Regions from separate parts of the Mus musculus genome. Here region 2 is linked to region 1. Evidence: chromatin contacts called from ENCODE Hi-C or POLR2A ChIA-PET data. All regions are on one chromosome and are shown on one strand. The core of a region is the stretch at or near the end of the contact, and the rest is flanking DNA. Distances in the headings are between cores, read along the strand shown.

What was found. A loop is a pair of places that touch in the nucleus more often than their neighbours do. ChIA-PET counts read pairs that join two places held with the same protein, here RNA polymerase II (POLR2A).
Region 2: POLR2A ChIA-PET joins it to region 1 with 11 read pairs in embryonic stem cell. The contact joins the promoter of Tex2 here to the promoter of Ern1 in region 1. A Hi-C loop is called at or near these places in 4 of 37 maps with a recorded cell type or tissue (adrenal gland, left cerebral cortex and v-Abl transformed pro-B cells). POLR2A ChIA-PET finds 5 or more read pairs at or near these places in 4 of 5 experiments (Patski and embryonic stem cell).

What each region holds. Positions count from the first base shown.
Region 1 is chr11:106,485,343-106,490,260 of GRCm38, forward strand. It overlaps Ern1 (endoplasmic reticulum (ER) to nucleus signalling 1), which reads right to left and starts at 2,454. Exons shown (of 22, transcript NM_023913.2): 1 at 2,275-2,454. The coding sequence starts at 2,334.
Region 2 is chr11:106,610,898-106,615,815 of GRCm38, forward strand. It overlaps Tex2 (testis expressed gene 2), which reads right to left and starts at 2,033. Exons shown (of 12, transcript NM_198292.3): 1 at 1,961-2,033.

The DNA of each region.
Region 1 (4,918 bases), core at 1,204-3,703:
CATGTAAAATTAACCCACATTAGGTATAAGATAAGGGTCTGGGAAGAAAGGGAAAACTCTAGAATGTAACTAACTTATTAAGCACATTCTGGATTGACAAAAGCAGCCTCCAGTGCTTACTAATAAGGATGTTACTGCATTTTGGGTCTTGTAGCCTCGAATGTCAACTAATACTGAGTCAGTGTCAGGCTCAATTAAAAAACACACTCCCTGAAAATCAGAGCATTGCCTCCAGTGCACAAGCTACTCCATCGGTCAAAACAAAATAACCATAAAAGCACAACACTTACAATGAAGGAGTAAAAGGCACTTTGGCAGGGAGAGGAAGAGAATACACACACACCAGCTCGTATGTGCAAGTACCTTCCCTCCCACGCACTAGCTGCCCCCATTTCACAGATCAGGAAACTGAGTCCCTAAAAAAAAAAAATAACTTGCCTGAGGATACAGCTAGCAAGTTCTCAGTTAGACTGGGCTATCTGATGTAACAGCTGCTGTGCTTTGCCCAGCGTCATTGCTGTCTACTCTAAGTATGAATTCTGCTCTGACTTCCACTTCAGGTCTTAAAAATCCTATCTTACTATGTTTGGAGTTAAAGAAATCTTTTATTAGAAGAAAATTCTGAAAAGTAAAAGCCAACCTTTCGACTAAAAAAGTTACAGTAAAACAACCTTTGCTAAGGGCCTGGAATCTTTTATGTGAACTCTGACAAGTCTGCGTTTCTAAGCAGGACTTGAAAATACATGAACTAAAACTAAAGCTAAATCGTTGCTGGCTCCTTCTCCTATGCTGCTGAGTGACAAAAACACTAGAATCCAGCAAAAGCAGAAGAAATGCAAAGCTGTTCAGAAGGAAACCGGGTCCACCTCGGCTGGGAAACTATGAAACGTTCGAGCTCCATGGGAAACATCCAGTCATTCTGTTTATACTCGTTATCTGTGAGCAGATACCAGGCAGCAATCAATCAACCCAAGGTGAAGCGCCCAAGTTCAAAACCTGGTCCTAGTTGTGAAAAGTACATCTTTTCTTTTTAATTAGGAGAAGAAGAAGAAAACAAAACAAAAACAAAAAAACAAAAAACACCTAGGGTCTACCATGAAGAAAACGCATATAAATTTCCGTTTGGAAAAAAACAAACCAACTTGAATTTGAAAAAGTAGACCTTCTTTAATACTTCAGTAGTCTCTAAATTCTAATTTGTTATTCTGAGAGCACAGACAATTATTTACCTACAAGGCATAAGAGTTCAAAGAGTTGGCCGCGGCTGGCCCGCGGGTCTCCACACATGTCAGTCTTCCACCAGGACACCTGGTACATGATATGCCATATTAAAGGGAACACGGTACCTTCAAAGAGGTCATTAAATAGAACCAGCACAAGTGTACCATGCCCACATCCTGAAAAGTGCATTTTAAAAAAATTTTAAAGCCCCCAGTTCTTCCAACCAGAAGATGAAAATAGCCATGTCCGCCTACAAAATGTCCTCTTTAGCCAAAGTGTTCAAATCCTGAGTGGATAAAGAGTTAAATAAATATAAACCGATATTCTTCTCAAAAAAAAAAAAAAAAAAAGCGAAGACGTTTCTGACGGCCCCGCACGTGAGACAGCTTTAAGTTTTGCAGTACAACTCTGGCCCACACACCGGGTCTTTAAAAGGATCCAATGCCCACAGCTTAACTTGTTTAATGACACCTTCACTGTCTAGCAAAATTACTAGTAGGAAGCCCCCTGCCTCCGAATACAAAGAAACCTTCGGGTCAGGTAGGCAGAAACCAGCGGCGGCTGGCTAAAAACGCCGTGCCCATTCCCGGCTTCAAACGCTTTCCAAAGTCTCATTTAAAAACAAAACAAAACAAAAAACTTTCGAGTAAAGACTCAAAACTCCAGTCCACCACCCGCTTCCCCCGGCTTCGGGTGTCCATCCGCGGCCACGGCGGCAGTGCGGGCGCCCACCTGTGGAGACCGCGGGGCAGGTGGGCAGCGCGCCCAGGGCCCGGCCTTTGGGAGACAGCTCCGAGTCGCGCGCGTCCCGGGCCGTGGAGCCGCTCGCGGTCTGCCTCGGCCGCGCTGGCCCCGGAGGCGCCTCCGGAGGCGGACGCCAGTGTGTGGCCGGCCGACGCAGCTCCCACCGCCAAGCCTCCCGCAGCTGCCTCAGCCCAGGCGCCGGGCCTCCCGCCGCTGCGGCCCGGCTCGGACGCCAGCCCCCGCCACCGCGCGACTCTCCTCTGGCCGCGAGCCGGCCCGTCCCCGCACCGCACTCCCCTGGTTACTCACCCCGGGGCCGGGCGGCGGTAGCAGCAGCGCCAGCAGGAGCAACAGCCACCGGGCCGGCATGGCAGGACGTGGCCCTGACTCCGGGCCCCGCCGGCCGGTTCTGGAGCCCGCGCGAACAGAGGGCTGGACGGGGGCGCCGCAACGACAGCGCGGCACCGGCGGAGGATCGGTGGACACGGAGCTGACTGGGCGGCGGCGACACCCCCATTCCCAGCCCTATAAGTGCCTTGTGTCCCGGCTTCTTCCGGTCGGGGCGGGCTTTAGGGCGGTCCCGGGGGCGGGGGCTGTGAGAGGCGGAGTCACTGCCTGGATGGGGAGGAGCCTATGTTGTTTTGTGGGCGTGGTAAGAGTGGGAGGGTGGGGTTAGAGGCCAACGCGGTGCTAGCTTCTAGCTGCCTCCTATCCTGGGCGCTAGAAGCCGAAGACCAACTCTTGGCTTTGGGTATTTGTGGACGCTGTGCTTCTGAATGAAGAAGCTTGTTCGCAAGCCAAGGGAAAATGACATGTTGCCCCACAGGAAGTCCCACTCGCCCGATGAAGAACCCGAGGCGCCAGGCTTGCCCACAACCCTCCGTCTCCCTGCTGCCGGCCACCACTTACAAGGGTTGTCTAAGCGACCTCTAGAGCAGAGCAAGGGTTTCAGCAGCTGGCGGAAATTCGACCCTGAGACGCAGCCTTAGAGTTCACTGACGAGGGTCCTCCAGCTGTGCCTCATCCAGCCCGAAGGCCCCTTTCTTCCCTAGCCTTGCCCCTCAGGAATTCCCCGAAAGTCATGTCCAGCAGCCATCCGTTCCTCTCGGGATGAACAACAGCCAACTCATTCACCAAAAATTATAAGGAAATCATGCGGGCCTCTCGTGTCACATGTGTTTATGTGACCTTTGTAGATGTGGCCTGGTGAAGCTTGAGAGGACATGTGTCACAACTCTTTGGAGGTGGGCTGAGGACTCCAAGGTCTATTTAAGGGTGTGGATTATTAATCAGAACTAATGAGCCCAATAAGTTGTTTGGTCACTGGGTCCCAAGCTGCCCTCCTCTGAGTTGGAAGAGGGAGAACTTGTTTATAATAGGAAAGACAAAACATTCAGTGCTCAAGGAAAAAGTAGCTTATTATTCTAGTAGAAAAAGGGAGTTGCTGGGAGTGTAGTTCTGTTGGTACAGCACTTGCATAGTCTGCGAGAGAGGTACTGGGCTACATCTCCAGCCCTCCCAATATTGGATGTGTTGCCTCACACCTGAAATCCCAGCACCCTGGGGGTGGAGACAGGATCCGAAGTTCTAAGTAATCCTTGGCTACCTAGTGAGTTTGAAGCCAACCCAGATTATGTGGGGCCACGGGAGAACCGGAGCAAATTCTCTGTTTCCCCTGGCTTGCTCCTTTGACAGCCCGTTGGAATTTTCAGGTTTTTGAAGAGAAAAGGTTATCCTAGGGGGGGAAAAAACCGCAAAGAGGTAGTATATGATAGGTAGGGATTAGGGGTGTGTTGGGCTAAGGGCCCAGTCAGTATGTGCTTTGGGTCAACTCTATCCAATGGTAACAGACAGAACTGTCCCTAGGAAGACCAATCCTATTCCTGCCTCTACCCCCACAACCTGGAACAGCTCCCACCATGCTGCAGAAGCCAGCACCAGCTTGGGAAGGGAATTTTGGGCAAGTTTGAAAGCAGCAGACACAATTTGAAGTGTTACCCACAAGTCTCAAGGCAAATAAGTTTGGGATTTGCAGAGAGAATGGGGAAGACTAGAAGCTCCGACACTCCTGAGCATGCTCCCCCCCCCCCCCCCCCGCCCGGAAGCCATGGAGCTGGCCAATGATGCAAGCTGACAACGGGACCTGTGAGACCACATGCTTGGATTTTCAAATGAAAAACCCTGGAGCCTGGAGCCAGTGACATGACTCACATTCAGCAGATAACAACGTGTGATGTGCAAGCCTGACTTCAGTCCTCCTATTAGTGAAAGGAGAAAGCAAGCTCCTGGAAGTTGACCTCTGACCTCTCATACATATTGTAACATACGCAAACCCCCACTCATACTCACAAGTCACATAGTAATAAACTTTAAAAAAAAATTTTTTTTTTTTAAAGTTTGATTGAAAAAACTGCTTTGGAGCTGGAGAGATGGTTTAGCCCTTAAGCATGCATGCTGTTTTCCCAGAGGCTCCAAGTTCAAGTCCCATCACCCACATCAGGTGGCTCCTGGAACATCTAACAACCCTGGACTCTAGGGGCATCTGCACTCACAGACACACAGACATGCATATAAACTTAAAAAAAAATAAAATTGTTCTTGCATATTTTCTCCAACATAATTAATCTAGGGGCGAGGCTGGGAGTGACGGAAGAGGACTGTTGTACCAGCTTTCACGAGGGAGAGGCAGGAGGGTTAGTAGTTCAAGGCAACTTCAGCTACATAGTGAGTGAAGGCCAGCCTGGGCCACCAGAAACACTACCTCAAAACGCAAAGGGGGAAAAGGGTCTAAGAGGGGAAATTGCTGGGCTGGAACTCTTTGACAAATTCAAATGTCACAGTGACCCTGTAAAGGTAGCAGATGGAGCACAAAAAGGAAGGGTGACCTCAAACTGACTCATAAATCAGTTTCAAACAAATTATTCCGAAACAAATAGAAGCCATCCGAGGAGCA
Region 2 (4,918 bases), core at 783-3,282, 130 kb after region 1:
AGCCACAAAGCCTAGCAGATTCTAGCACATCACAGACTCTCAATAAAAAGTTATCAAATAAATATTTTTGACTCTGGGCAATGTCTTTGTTCATAAAATCCTACAGTTAGTCTTAGTGTCATCAGGCTGAGGAGATGGCTCAATTGGTAGCGGGCTTGCCTACCACACATGAAGCCCTGGCTTTGATTCCAACACCACACAAACCTGGTGTGGAGACGCAGGACAGAAACCCTAGCGCTCAGGAACTGGCAGCAAAAGGATCAGACATTCAATGTCTATCTCAGCTAGGAACAAGGCCAACCTGGGATATGAGAGACCTTTTCTCAAAATACATACATACATACATACATACATACATACATAATACACACATACTACATACACACACATAGGAGGTTGGGGGCAGCCTAACCTTTGCTGCCTTTCCTAGAAGCAGTCTAAGAACATAACCTCTAATCACATACAGTGGTCTAGCATCGGCTAGTGGTCTAGCATCGGCTACAGCTCTCACTTCTCGCCACTCAGCCCAAACTGTCCTTCCTCGCCTATCCTTTACTACCTGTCAGTGAACTTCATCACCTCCACGTTCTAATCTGAATCTCCTTGCTCATCTCCTTTCCTGAAGACACACGTACAAGGATGTGCAGTCCCCCAGAGCCCTCCTCTATCCCTCTCCAAGCCTTCATGTCCCCTCCCTGGGAGCCCAAGGAGCAAAGATCAGCCACACTCTGGCTTCATTCTCGTAGCCTGAAGACATTTATCTGTTTGGAAGACTCTGAAAAGATACTGAAACCATTTAAGGGTTGGGAAAAGCTAACAGAAACGTTTCTCACCGGCCAATAAATCCAGACCCTTCAAACTCCCTTCCCCAAGCGCCAGAGATCACTTGTCCCTCAGTTTCCCTTGTTATTTTCCACATACAATTCACTTTCTCTTTGGATTTAATCTAGCTCCTGAAAAGACAATTCCTCTCAATTGAGCAATGGTGTCAAGACATTTGGACCTCACACCGGAACAGGACACAACCTGTGTCTTCAGGTTGTCACACTTTTCCTTTAACTCTAAAAAAATATGTCCTCCTCATCTATGAAATCTAATGACAAAGTAAGTACTCCTTAGCTCTAAGGGGAAAAAAAAGAGCGAGGGTGTTTAACAGACTTTGCCCTTAAATTTGATGCCGTGTAACCATAACAACTGATGGTTTAGGTAACCATCAACCCACTGAGGGGCTAAGTTTTCCAAAAATCGTTTTTCAGTGGGGGAAAAACTCCCTTGCACCAACTCCCGCGCGTAGAGTCGGCACTCCGGAGTGGCATGTGGTGCAATGGAGCCGGCAGCTCCTGTCCCTGCATCGGTCCCCCGGTCTCCACCACCGTCATCTCCATGCTCCCAGCGGGGCAGCTAGCGTTAGGCCTCAGCCCAATGTCACTTGTTAACCTTCCGATCTCCCCGGTTTTTGGTACGCCGCCACCTCCCTTTGAAAGCACACAAGCCACCCCTCGGTCCCCGGTGTCCGCCAGGAGTTGGGAGAAAAACAAGCGAGGCGCCGACAGCCACTGACAGATTCGCGCAAAAGTAACCGCGCTCCTCCATTCCCAAGCTTCTCCCACGGTGGCCCAGGGGGCGGAGGACGGCAAGGGCCCCACGCACAGAGGTGACAAGTGTTTTCCTTCAACGAGCGTGTGAATGCTGCTTTCCCGGACCCACACCGAGCCGCGGACGCTAGGCTGGGACCTGACGGCTTGCACCTCCCGCCCCGGGGCGACTCCGCCCTGCCCGGCCCCCAAGCAGGGAAGGTCTCTCCCGGGGCCACCCATGCCGGCGTCCCGAGCCCTGGTAGTGTGGAAGGGACCGAGCCCCGCTGCGCCAACGGCTGCGGGAGCTGCCGGTGTCCCGTAGCCGGGCCACCCAGTCAGGGCCTGCTCCGCCCGTCGCCCCACCTGGCCCGGAGCGCGCTCACCCCGGATCCGCTGGCTGCCTCATCCTACTACACCGGCGCCCGTACTTGGCGGCCGCCGCGGCTCCTGCTCCAGCTCCAGCTCCGGCTCTGGCTGGGGCCGCCGTGCTGCTGCCCGCCCGCCCCCGGGCACCGGCCGTCCCGCCCCGCCGGCGGACCCGCCCCGCGGCCGCGGCCCCCACCGCCCAACCACAGGGCGGAGGGGGCGGGGCCAGCCGCGCACCAGACATGACCAATCCAGCCAGTGCCGCGCGCCCGCGACGGGCCTGGAGGATCGGCCAGCGATCGGTCAGGGCTGTTAAAGGGGCTGCGGCGCTGCGGACTGGAAAGAAGGGGAGGCCGCGAAAAACTGCGGGTTACCTGGCAGAATCCCAGTGGGAGGAGCGAGCGTTGCACTCTCCCAATTGAAACTGAGGCGCTTTCCCCAGCTCTTTGCATTTCTTAATTTCCTCTTCCTGCAATTTAGCAACAAGTGCCTCCAAGCCGTGAGGGAAACTGTCTGGCTAGGCAGATTCTTAGGAACAGAGGTCTTAGGAGGACGTCGGACTTTATCAATCCCTGCTAGTTCCAGAAACTGGATGTCTGAGCTCCTCCTCCACACCTGACCGTAACAACCAATCGCAAACTGATTAGTAGAATTAGCGCCTAGAATTCGTGTGACGTAAATATATCATATATTATGATCTTGGGTTTTTTTTTAATACAGGGTCTCCTGTAGACTAGGCTGTTTTCAGAATTGATATGTAGCTGAAGATAGCCTTGAACTCTTAGCCTCCTGCCTCTGCCTCTACCGCTATGACTATAGGCATACACCACTACACCTGGATAACATAAGTTTACCTTAGAGGGATCGTGTCTAGGGCCCAGATAAAGGAAGGTGACTTTTAAAAATGAGTTCTCGCTTAAAATGTGCTTGGAATGGTGGAGGCTATTTTTACACCCATCAGTTCCTTACAGGGTAAAGGGAGGGGTGGAGGGGGCAGAGGGTAGGCAGGTCCCGCAGGTCCCTCATAGCACAGGGGCAGGTTGTGAGAGTGTCTTTGCTTATCAACTTTGCCTTCTAAATGAGTGGGTCCCAAACTTCAGCATCAGCCCATCCCAGAGGACTCTAGCATGTCTCAACTTTGCAATGACTGGGTCTGGGCCGTTTATTTTTCAACATTCTTTCCCCAGGAGATTCCAGTAGGGGGCGCTCTGGGGGGGCATGCTTTTTTTTTTTTTTTTTGGTTTTTCAAGACAGGGTTTCTCTGTGTAGCCCTGGCTGTCCTGGAACGCACTCTGTAGACCAGGCTGGCCTCAAACTCAGAAATCCGCCTGCCTCTGCCTCCCAAGTGCTGGGATTAAAGGCGTGCGCCACCACGCCCGGCTAGGGGCCATACTCTTTCGAGTCTCTCATTGCTGTGAAATTAAAACTCAACCGGCGGAAAATAAAGCTAGATTCCTCTGTACAATCAAAATCCATGATATGTTTGGGAGACTTGCTAGTCAGTAAACCTAGAGACCAAAAAGGAGCTCAGACTGGCCCCCTGCATGTGACACAGCACGAACTGAATGTTGACGGGCTCTAGACGCAACAGATGACAGCTGGAACTCCTCCAAGAGGAAAGGCAAGGCTGTGACCTAGCACATAAGGAAGTCAGTCTTGTTCTCTGACCAGTGAGATAATGCATAAGCATTTAATGGCAAACACACCCTCCCATGGCCCGCACTAGGACCAGTCAACCCCAGAAGGACACCCTGCCCCTCTGAGACCACATTCCAATGTCATCATCCAGTCCTACTGCCTACCCTCCTGGCTGAATTCAACTTCTAGTCCTAGTGTCCCAGACACCTGTGTGACCCAGAAGTCTTTGCCCTGGATTTGGAGGCCAGCCCTTGTATTAGTCAAGTTTCACTGGGAGAATAGAATGGATGTCAGAGATACAGAAAACAATGGGGATTTATCAGATTGGCTTACACAATACAGTCAGAGAAGCTCAGGCCATGAGGTTGGATGAATCAGTAGGCCCTGTCTTTCATCAAAGGGCTGAGGGATTCTCGGTGAGAAACTGGTCTTCAGTCCGTGTTGAAAATTCAAAGACATTGGGTCCTGATGTCGGTGAAGGATCCCAGCAGCAGAAAGAGCATTCACCATCAAGAGGCCAAGACAGGCAGGCAAACCGCATAAACTATTCCCTCAGACCCCCTCCGATCTCAGCCTCTGCAGAAGGTTCCCCACAATCTAATCAAGAAGATCCCTCAGGGACTGGAGAGATGGCTCAGCGGTTAAGAGCGCTGACTGCTCTTCCAAAGGTCCTGAGTTCAAAACCCAGCAACCACATGGTGGCTCACAACCATCTGTAACAAGATCTGATGCCCTCTTCTAGGGTGTCTGAAGACAGCTACAGTGTACTTGCATATAATAATAAATAAATCTTTAAGAAGAAGAAGAAGAAGAAGAAGAAGAAGAAGAAGAAGAAGAAGAAGTTCCCTCATAGGTGTGCACAGAAGCACTCCTGGTTGGTTCTAGAAGGAACCAATCAACTGCTGAATGTAATGCTCTCTCTTGGAACTTGGAATCTCAGCACCAGGGAAGCTGAGGCAGAAGCTTACCCAAGAGTTTGAGGCCAGCTGGGTTGTATATCCAAACCCAGAAGAGAGTAGCAGGGAGACGAGAGGAGAGGGAGAAAAAAGGGGGTGGGAGAAAATCGTTGTCTCGAGAAATGAGGAATCTAATCAGAAGTACCTGTGTGGCGGGGCCAAGGTCCCACCATCTTGTGTGTCCTGCAGGCATCTAAGGTCTGGCGCAGAGCTGACAGCCCACCCCCCCAAGCCCACTTACATTCCCTTTTATGAATAAGTCTCTTAGAAAATTACCAAACTCCACCACAGGGACTTGAGGTCAAGGCGCCCTGGCTAACTGACACTTTTGCTTCTGTTAAGCTGTTAGCTTGCTCCACTTCCTCCTGCAGCTGCCAACGG